2 separate regions of the Homo sapiens genome follow, and region 2 is linked to region 1. Evidence: chromatin loops called from intact Hi-C (ENCODE). Cell type or tissue: Calu3. All regions are shown on one strand. Links, peaks and the distances in the headings refer to the core of each region. The heading gives the core; the rest is flanking DNA.

The links. A loop is a pair of places that touch in the nucleus more often than their neighbours do. Peaks named below come from ENCODE experiments on the same cell type or tissue, not always from the same donor. Only the 100,000 strongest peaks of a DNase experiment are listed, where the experiment ranks them.
Region 2: a loop joins it to region 1, with 8 times the contacts of the local background. A loop is called at or near these places in 3 of 110 quality-filtered maps.

The regions. Positions count from the first base shown.
Region 1 is chrX:35,495,056-35,500,437 of GRCh38, reverse strand. No RefSeq gene overlaps it. Among named protein-coding and RNA genes, the nearest start is that of MAGEB16, 300 kb to the left of the region's middle. In Calu3, for the core only: no CTCF peak of the experiment used is centred there; DNase peaks (open chromatin) are centred at 2,817 and 3,447.
Region 2 is chrX:35,440,924-35,446,305 of GRCh38, reverse strand. No RefSeq gene overlaps it. Among named protein-coding and RNA genes, the nearest start is that of MAGEB16, 350 kb to the left of the region's middle. RefSeq lists an enhancer at 2,869-3,068. In Calu3, for the core only: no CTCF peak of the experiment used is centred there; a DNase peak (open chromatin) is centred at 2,975.

The DNA of each region.
Region 1 (5,382 bases), core at 226-5,225:
GTTCGTTGCTCCCGGCGGGTTCGTGGTTTCGCTGGCTTCAGGAGTAAAGCTGCAGACCTTCACGGTGAGTGTTACAGCTCATAAAGGCAGTGTGGACCCAAAGAGCAAGCAACAGCAAGATTTATTGCAAAGAGTGAAAGAACAAAGCTTCCACACTGTGGAACGGGACCAAAGCATGTTGCCAGTGCTAGCTCAGGCAGCCTGCTTTTATTCTCTTATTTGGCCCCACCCACATCCTGCTGATTGGTCCATTTTACAGAGAGCCGATTGGTCTGTTTTACAGAGAGCTGTTTGGTCCGTTTTGACAGGATGCTGATTGGTGCATTTACAATCCCTGAGCTAGACACAAAAGTTCTCTATGTCCGCACTAGATTAGCTAGATACAGAGTGTCACTTGGTGTATTTACAAACCCTGAGCTAGACACAGAGTGCTGATTGGTTCATTTACAAACCTTAAGCTAGATACAGAGTGCCAATTGGTGCATTCACAATCCTTTAGCTAGACATAAAGATTCTCCCAGTCCCCACCAGATTAACTAGATACAGAGTGCTGATTGGTGCATTCACAAACCCTGAGCTAGACACAGGGTGCTGATTGGTGTGTTTACAAACCTTGAGCTAGATACAGAGTGCTGATTGGTGTATTCACAATCCCTTAGCTATACACAAAGGGTCTCCAAGTCCCCACCAGACTCAGGAGCCCAGCTGGCTTCACCCAGTGGGTCCTGCACCGGGCCGCAGGTAGAGCTGCCTACCAGTCCCGCGCGGTGCGCCCTCACTCCTCTGTCCTTGGGCAGTGGATGGGACCGGGCGCCATGGAGCAGGGGGCGGCGCTCCTCGGGGAGGCTCGTGCCATGCAGGAGCGGGGGGAGCCGGGGGAGCGGGGGGAGCGCGGGGGGGGGGGGGGGGGCGGGGCGGGGCGGTAAGGCTCAGGCATGGCGGGCTGCAGGTCCTGATCCCTGCCCGGCGGGGAGGCAGCTAAGGCCTGGCGAGAAATCGAGCACAGCAGCTGCTGGCCCAGGTGCTAAGCCCCTCACTGCCCGGGATCGGCGGGGCTGGCCGGCAGCTCCCAGTGCGGGGCCCTCCGAGCCCACGCCCCACCGGGAACTCCCGCTGGCTCGCAAGCGCCGGGCGCAGCCCCAGTTCCCGCCCGCGCCTCTCCCTCCTCACCTCCCAGCAAGCTGAGGGAGCCGGCTCCGGCCTCGGCCAGCCCAGGAAGGGACTCCCACAGTGCAGCGGCGGGCTGAAGGGCTCCTCAAGTGCCGCCGGAGTGGGCGCCCAGGCAGAGGAGGCGCCCAGAGCGAGCGAGGACTGCGAGGACTTGCCAGCACGCTGTCACCTCTCACTTCCAGGTAATATAAAATACGTAGTATCCTCTGCCTTCTTGTTATGATGAACGTGTGGGTTATTTGTGGTTATATTTGTTATCTTTGTTGATCTGTATGACTTTTCATAGGGTTTGCAGAAATCTTGTAAACTAAGATTTAGCTAACCACCATTATCTTAGGAAAACCCAGAACACATCTTTGTGATAGAGGCAGGTGACAGACAAATCTTAGGCAGACAGGATCGGGTCCCCAGTGAAACCTCACCTTCAAACCAAAAACAGCCTGATGCCTGAAAACTGGGTTGCTGGTACCAGGTGAAGCCTGTGACCTGGAGTGAAAATTTCTATTCCTATTTGCCTGCTCTTTCCTGATTGGTTCTTTCTGAATAAGTGTTTAAATTCAAGTTAAACAATTGAATGTTGCCTTTTCCAGTGCTACTTGTGGCCCACACCACCCCAATTCTGGGTCTATAAAAGCGCTGGACTCAGCCACACTTGATGGGGGAGCTACCTAGCTTCAGGTAGGGGGCCGCCCCCTCAGTTCCCCTCTCCCCTGGAAACTGCTCTGTCGCACAATAAAACTTGCTCTGGCCGGGCGCGGTGGCTCACGCCTGTAATCCCAGCACTTTGGGAGGCCAAGGCGGGCGGATCACGAGGTCAGGAGATCAAGACCATCTTGGCTAACACGGTGAAACCCTGTCTTTACTAAAAATACAAAAAAAATTAGCCGGGCGTGGTGGTGGGCGCCTGTAGTCCCAGCTTCTCGGGAGGCTGAGGCAGGAGAATGGCGTGAACCCGGGAGGCGGAGCTTGCAGTGAGCCAAGATGGTGCCACTGCACTCCAGCCTGGGCAACAGAGCGAGACTCCGTCTGAAAAAAAAAAAAAAAAAAAAAAAAAAAGAAATGTATTGGTTTGGTTCAGAAAGACTGAAAGCAGGGACCTTCCAGGCTATAAGGAAATTTGGAAATTTAAACATTTTCTGGTTGACAATTGGTTGAGTTTATCTGAAGACCTGAGATCAATAGAAAGTAAATGTTCAAGTTAAGATAAAAGATTGTGGAGACCAAGTTTTGTTGCGGAGAGGAAGCTCTCAGATGGCAGACTTCAGGGAGAGCAGGTTGTAAAATGTTTCTTATTGGACCTAAAAGAGTGCCTGGCTCTTAGTTGATTATCTCCTGGATCTGGAAAGGAAAAAAGGAAAACAAAAGGAAAAGAGAATTTCTATAGAATGTGGATTTTTCCCACAAGGGATAGATTTGCAGGGCCATTTCAAGATATGGCAGAGAAACATGCTTTGTGGCAAAATATTTTTTCTTCCTTGTTATGCCAGAGTCAGATTGGAAAATAAGTCACGATATACAGGGTTAAATGAAACCCATCTGATGAGAAATTATGGTTTATAGGACGTGACTCCCCTGACCCCTTAGGTAGGAATTTGGGCAGGATAAAAAAAATCAGGGCTGGGCACAGTGACTCACGCCTGTAATCCCAGCACTTTGCGGGGCTGGGGCGGGCAGATCACCTGAGGTCAGGAATTTGAGACTAGCCTGGCTAACATGGTGAAACCACTTTTCTACTAAAAATACAAAAAATTAGCTGGGCATGGTGGCACACGCCTATAATCCCAGCTACTCGGGAAGCTGAGGCAGGAGAATCACTTGAACCTGGGAGGCAGAGGTTGCAGTGAGCCGAGATCACGCCATCGCACTCCAGCTTGGGCAACAGGAGCGAAACTTCGTCTAAAAAAAAACAGAGCTTATTCCTCACTTATCACATAATTTGTACTTTATAGTAAATATTTGTTCATTTCTATTTTAAATTTTTTGACTCATTTTGAATTGGAAGGATTTCTGCATGGTAAGAATTTTCTTCTGTGTTTAATATATATTTGTTATTGGGGACCATAACAAATCATTGGTCCCCAGTGATTTCTAACTACTGGTATTTGTTAAGCACATCCGTGTGAAGAGACCACCTGAGCAGGCTTAGTGTGAGCAACAAAGCTGCTTATTCACTTGGGTGCAAGTGGGCTGAGTCCAAGAAAGGAGTCAGCAGAGTGTGGTGGGAGTGGAACTGGTTTTATAGGTTTGGGGTAGGTAGTAGAAAGTTACAGTTAGGGGCAGTTTTTTCGGGCAGGAGAAGAATGTCACAAGGTGCATAGTCACAAGGTGGGGGGAGGTCACAAGGCACGATATCACAAGGTTGATTGATTAGTTAGGGTAGGGCAGGAACGTATCACAATGGTGGAATGTTGCAACGTCGGTTAATCGGTTAAGGCAGGAACTAGCTGTTTCTTCTTTAGTGGTTCTCCTGTTGCTCCAGGCTTTGTGACTCCAGGAGGCCTGTATGTGTGGGTCACAGGGGTCACAGTGGCTCAACCATGGTATAGCCCGTTCAGAGGACCTTACTGCAATAAGGAGAAATTGCAGTATTCACAGCCTGTTTAAATCCTTTCCCTCAATGTGGACTGGATCTACTGGCATGCTTTTAACAATATAATATGGCTATGGTGAAGGGATGTCACTTCTGTAGTTAAGTTACAAAAGATTGTGACTTTCTGTCTCGCTAGTAAACTCTCTTTATTGCCTTCCCAAATCTCACACTTTTATAAATCAAGCTGCCAAGTCATAGAGGCTCACGTGGCAAAGAAGTGATAGTGGTTCCAGCTAAAGCCAGTTAGGAATCCAGGCCCTCAGCTCAACAGGCCCTAAGAAACTGCATTTTTCTGACAACCATATAAATTTGCAAGTGGATCCTTTCCCAGCTGAGCCTTCAGAGGAGACCCTCATCCTATACCAACAACTTGATTTCAAGCTTGTGAGAGACCCTGAACCAGAGGACTCAGATAAGCCAGTATTCCTCATCCACAGAAAATGAGATAATAAACATTTCAGACATTAAGTTTTTAGATCATTCGTTACACAATAATAGATGACTAATACAATGTTCTTTCATTCTTTCATTTATCTTTCAGCAAAAATATATTGATTACTACTATGTACAAGGAACTGTGCTAGATATTATAAACAAAAAGCTAAATAAGATACATCCTCTCCCTTCCTCTCAATTCTCATGCATGAAGTCGAACATATAATTGACGTTCAATTATTACATATTTTAACTTAATTTCCCTCCAAATTCATAAAAATGTGAACTACAAAATGAAATCCAATTTGAATGTGAAGTTATGAAGTCTAACACTTGTGGTTAAAACATTTTTATGCCATGGCTGAAATAATATTAGTCTTCAATATGGTATTTGCACCAAAGGAAACATTGAGGTAAATCTGAGGTTCCCCCCTTTTTATTGAAAAAAAAAATACACTTTTAAAGTAAATAATTTTTCTTTTGTCTCTTTCTGTATTTGAATTGGATTACTTCTTTGATGCTGCTATAGTAAATATTTTAGACTAGATTATTTCTAGCTATTATGTTATGAGATATAGTCTGTTGAGTAAAAGAAATATCCCAAAAGGTTAGAAGTTAAGATGCCTTTAAGCAACTCTGTTCTCCCCAAGAATACTACGGTATAATGACAGAAAGAGAGAGAGAGACAGAGATTATTTTGTAGAATCTTAAAAAGTAGTAGCCTCAGGTTGTACCGTAAAACATGTGATATTGCTTGATGGTACTATCAGATACAGTGTAAGAGGGTAAATATATCTAAATTTTTCTCTTTATTGCAGCTGCATACATTACCCTCATACCACTCAATACCATAATATTTTACATCACTTTGTAGGATGTAGGTGTCCCATATTTAAATCTTTGAGAATGGCAATCTTTTAATGTTTGTCCTCAGGGAGGTTTCATCCAGTCACTCTATATTTATTTTTTGGCCAAATGACACTTAGCAGTTGCAGACCCTATATAACAAGTAACATCTGAAATAAAGTTTTATTTGTATTTTAATGCAGCATACTGGTCAAAAGCACTACAGTATCACATATACACGAAAGTACAAAATACAGTCTGTCACATAGTAATTAAGCAAAAACTTGTTCTTTGTGCTTTCAATTATTACTGTAAATTGACTATTAAGTATCCACAAATGT
Region 2 (5,382 bases), core at 269-5,268, 54 kb after region 1:
TTTGTTTTATCCTAAGAATCCAAAGGTGTTGGAAAATAATTCAAGTACAGAAAATTATTGCATCGTAAAAATTACATACGCTGATTTGGAATTTGGTTGCAGATTTTCTGAACCTTGGTCAAGTGTCTGTCAATTCACTCATGCGTTTATGCCCTTATTTAAACAGGTGCTGAGCTCTGAACTATGTTCTATACTCAACTTTGAGATACAAAGACAAATGAACCCTGATTGCTAGATCTTTCCTACAAGGGCTCCCTGACTGATAGGGAAGAAAGATGTAAACAAGTAGTTTTAAGACCATGGAAAGTGTTGTAACTGGTTTTGGTATGGAAATATAGGGGTGGGGACCTGGCTGAGGAGAAAGAAAAGGCCTCAAGGAGGAGGTTATATTTTACCAGGAAATTAACGGAATTGGAATATTCAAGTATAGAAGAAGCCTAAGACATCTGAGACTGGGAGGAGGATCATGCGTACTAAGAAACAGGAAAAAACAACAACAAAGTGCTTTTCCTACTCTCACACATCACACTACACAACGCTTCTGACACCAGATTTCTCTGGTGGTGATTTTTCCCCACATACCTAGCAATTCTCAGCAGACAAAACTGGTTGTCCTCTAATTTAACTCAATTAAGACACTATCTACTTGGGCTTAGAGTCAGTCCCACAGGTTATTGGCTCACTCCCACAAGATGGCACCCCCCAACTTTAGATGCTAATCGATAGCCCCAGGTTGTGACTTGTGCTTCTGACTGATTGGCTGTATGTTGGCGTTCTCATAACAGCCTCCTCAGATCCTATTGATTTGCTAGACTCACAGAACTCAGGGAAACATGTATTTACCAGTTTGTTATAAAGGATATTACAAAGGAAATAAATGAACAGACAGAAGGAAAAGATACAGAGGGCAATGTATAGAGTTTAGTGGGAAGGGGCATGGCACTTCCATGCTGTCTCCAGGTACACTACCCTCCAAGAATCTCCATGCCGTCAGTAACCTGGAAGTTTTTTGAATGCTGTCTTTTTGTGTTTTTATAGAAGCTTCATTATGTATGCCTGGCTGATTACATCATTGGCCATTGGTGATCAACCTTCAGCCCCTCTTCCCTCCCTGGAGTTTGGGGGATGGGGTTGAAAGTCTCAACCCTTTAATCATGCCCTGGTCTTTCTGGTGACAAGCCCACATCCTAAAGCTACTTAGGGGGCCCCAGCCACCTGTCATCTCATTAGCATACCAAAAGCACTCTTATCACTTAAGAGATTCCAATGGTTTTAGGAGTTGCATGTCAGGAACCAGGGGCAGAAACAAAGTATGTTTTTTTTTTTTCTTATAATAACACAGTGTGCAAAAGTACAAAAATGTGACAGAACAGGACATGTGTAGAGGCTAGTAAGCAATGGCTCTAGCTCAGGATAGATGGCCTTGGGAATGACAGAAAATGTGGAAACAAATGTATGTGGAAAGAGAAAACTTTAAAGTGACTCAGATTTTGCTCAGCAACAACAATAAATAAAGGGCTAAGGAAATGGATTCAAATTTGGATGCACTAACTTTAGGTCAATCGGACATTTATATTGAAATGACCAATTAGCATGTGAATATATTCATATGGAACTGAAAACAAAGGTTTGATTTTGATATAAATTTTATGACTCAATGAATTGTTATTAGTCAAAAGCAGAGCTATACATGAGAATGCTAAAAGTTTATAAAAGTAGCACCTCTCAAACTCTAGTATAAATTAGAATTATCTTCATTGATTGCTAAAAAAGCAGATTTATAAGTTTCATTCTTCCTCATGCTAATTTAATATATGTTTGGCTAGATGTAGTAAGATACATTTTAACAAGTGCTCCAGGTGATTCCAAGGTTCACATGTTAAGACAAAATATTGAGTAAGAGAAGGGAGGCATAGAAACAATTCTGAAAAATGAAAATTTAAAGACAACAAACAGACAGAAAAAGAGGCATGAATGTAAACAGAAAAGAATCTGGTTAGTGAGAGAAATGTCTAAATTCTGCACCTGAGGTGGGGGTAACTCAGTCAGGGATCCTTTCCCCACTGAACCAACCACACCAAGGCATAGGTCCTGAGAACAGACTGGACAACTTGGGGTAATTACCCCTGGGAAGGAAAAAAATTTTGAGGAGCCCAAGGAAAGTTTTGAGTACTAGCAAACCTTCTTGTAAACTCCTTATTGAAATTCACTCACAGGAAGGAAAAAATGGCATTCATTTAGAATCTTTCTTACAAATGAAGTCAATGTTGTAAAGGTTTGCAACAAGTTCATTTAGTCTTTTTATTTCTAAAAGCATCCTATATTCCCTTACTTTTTAAATTAAATTTCACTGGTGTGGAATTCTCTTCTTGCCACTTTGAAGCTATTATCCCATTTTCCCTGGCCTTTCTTGTTGATAATGAGATATATACTATTTGTGAAATTGTCATTCATGTTTAGATAAACAGAATTTTCTTTCTTGTAACCTTTAAGACTTTTTTAAATTGTCGTTTTCCTGAAATTTTTGTATTATATATCTAGCTATGGATCTATTATGCTATCATTTTATTATTATTATTATTATTACCCTGGTTGGTACTCAAAGTGCAGTGTTAATTTTAATATGTCTTTCTTCAATGTTAGAAAATTCTCAGCTAATATCTTATCAAATCTTCCTTCCCTGCCATTGCCTGCATTCTTTATATTCTAAAACAAATATTTCTAGATAATAGTTATTGAAGTTTAAGTTAAAAGGTCTGAATAGACCTTATGGGTATCTTAACTGCTTGTATTTTGCCTATTTTTTTCTTTTCTGCTTAGCAGATGAAGTGTTGAATGCTATCTTCAAAGTCAGTAATATATGTGTTCAGTGGTGTTCTGTTTCTGAGGGAAGAGAGAGACCCTCTCATATTGTTTTATACTCAGTACCTGTTTTAAGAAAAAAACAAGGAAGTAAAACCAAAGACAGGCAGCCTGGCGCCAGGCCCAAAACCAGGCCTGGGCCTGCCTGGCCTAACCCCAGTAGTTAAAAATCAACTCATAACTTAGAAACCGATGTTATTCATAGATTCCAGACATTGTATAGAAGAACATTGTGAAACTCCCTGCCCTGTTCTGTTTCACTCTGACCACTGGTGCATGCAGCCCCTGTCACGTACCCCCTGCTTGCTCAAATCAATCATGACCCTTTCTGTGAAATCTTTAGTGTTGTGAGCCCTTAAAGGGGACAGAAATTGTGCATTCGGGGAGCTTGGATTTTAAGGCAGTAGCTTGCCAATGCTCCCAGCTGAATAAAGCCCTTCCTTCTACAACTCGGTGTCTGAGAGGTTTTGTCTGTGGCTCGTCCTGCTGCATTTATAGTTTACCCTACCCATTGATTTTTTATTTTAATGATATTTTTGCTTCCCATATTTCAATTTGATTTGATTCTTTATCATATTCAAACTATTTTATATTATATATTCAACCTGTAACTTCTTTAATATTTTATTGCTATTTTTGTGTAATATTTTTATAATTTTTAGAATAAGCATAGTCCTTATGTCATTGAGTATCCCAACCATGCTTATTTTAAAAATATAAGCCAAAAACAAAATTCTAAGCACTCCAACCACCTGAATGGACCCCTCCTCTCAGCCAAGAGCATTCCAAAGTTAACCTGAAAAACTAGTTCATGGGCTGGGTACAATGGCTCACACCTGTAATCCCAGTGCTTTGGGAGGCCATGTCATGCAGTCTGCTTGAGCTCAGGAGTTTGAGACCAGCCTGGGCAACATGGTGAAACCCTGTCTCTACAAAAAATACAAAAGTTAGCAGGAAGGGGTGGTGAATGCCTGTAGTCCCAACTCAGGAGGCTGAAGTGGGAGAATCACTTGAGCCTAAAGGTTGCAGTTAGACAAGATTGCACCACTGCACTAACCAGCCTGAGTGACACAGTGAGACCCTGTCTCAAAAACAAAAACAAAATAACTAGTTCACTAGTTCAGGTCATTATGTGAAGGGGACATCAGACCTTCCTGCCTTTTGGAATTCAGGAAAAGCCAGTCAGTATTAACAACAACACAGCCTTTAAGTCTGATTTTAAAGCATTTACAATCTATTATCTCTGAAGGCTGCTACCTGGAGGCTTCTTTTGTGTGATAAAACTTTGGTCTTCACAACCCCTTTATCATCATAACCCAGACATTCCTTTCTACTGATTCCAGGTCTTTAGATAATAACTCAACCAATTGTCAATCAGAGAAATCGACCTATAACCTGGAAGTCCCCACTTCAAATTGGCCCACCTTTCCAGATTGAACCAATGTACATCTTTTAGGTATTGATTGATGTATTATGTCTCCCTAAAAGGTATAAAAGTAAGCTGTACCTTGACCACCTTGGGCACATGTCATCAGACATTCTGAGGCTATCAGGGGCACATCTTTAACCTGGGCAAAATAAACTTTCTAAATTGATTGAGACATGTCTCAGACACTTTTGGTTTACAAATGGATAACCATTAAGGAAGTCTGAGTGGAGCTTCCACTGACTTTTGACAAATCTCCTATTGTTGTTTGGTACCAGCTTGAGCTATCTTTAAGTCTCAAACCAATAGGACAATTTGCAGAGGTCTGGGAGCTCCCCCCACCACTTCCAGAGAATCCATCATCTCCCCAAATTTGGTCAAGATCTACAGTTTATTTTGCTGTACAATTCATTTTCTGGAGTTTTTATTTGCTTCCAACAGGAAGGCAAGTTTTCCTGCTTCCATGATGATAGAGAATAGAGAACTCCTCTCTGGAGTTTCAGCTAATTTCCAACAGGGAGGGGAGTTTGAGTTTTTTTTCTTTCCTGCTTCAAAGATAGTAGAGAACGGTCTTTAGTTGGGGCCCATGCCTAGGTAAGTAGCTAAATTGGTTTTTTTTTGGTCTTGGAAATTCTCCTTCATGACTAAAAGTTAAAATGGACAACCAGTTGGTCTTAATTTCTCCTAACCATTAGAGTGCTCAGTAATCATATTGTCGGGATTTTTGTTGTTGTTGGTCTGGCCTTTCTCCCATTGGATTTGACCAACCCTGCGTGACTTGGTCAAATCTGAATGAGAATTCCAAATTATGGGGAACAAGGTCCCTGAATTGGCTAAAATTCCTTGCAGCTGTAAAAAACTAACAAAAATGCACTTGATTTCTGTGTTTGTTTCCTTTCTTTAAAAAAAAAATAGTTCTTTTGTTTACTTTTCTTCCACCCTATTTCTCCTTCCCCTTTTACCATTTTCAGTACCAAAAACATATAGAGAGAAGGTTTCTAATGACTTGAACCCCTTAAAGAACTCAGAACAGAGGGGCCACTAACCCTTTTTGGAGTGTTCTGTTTTCATTGTGGAGTTTCAATTGTCATGCG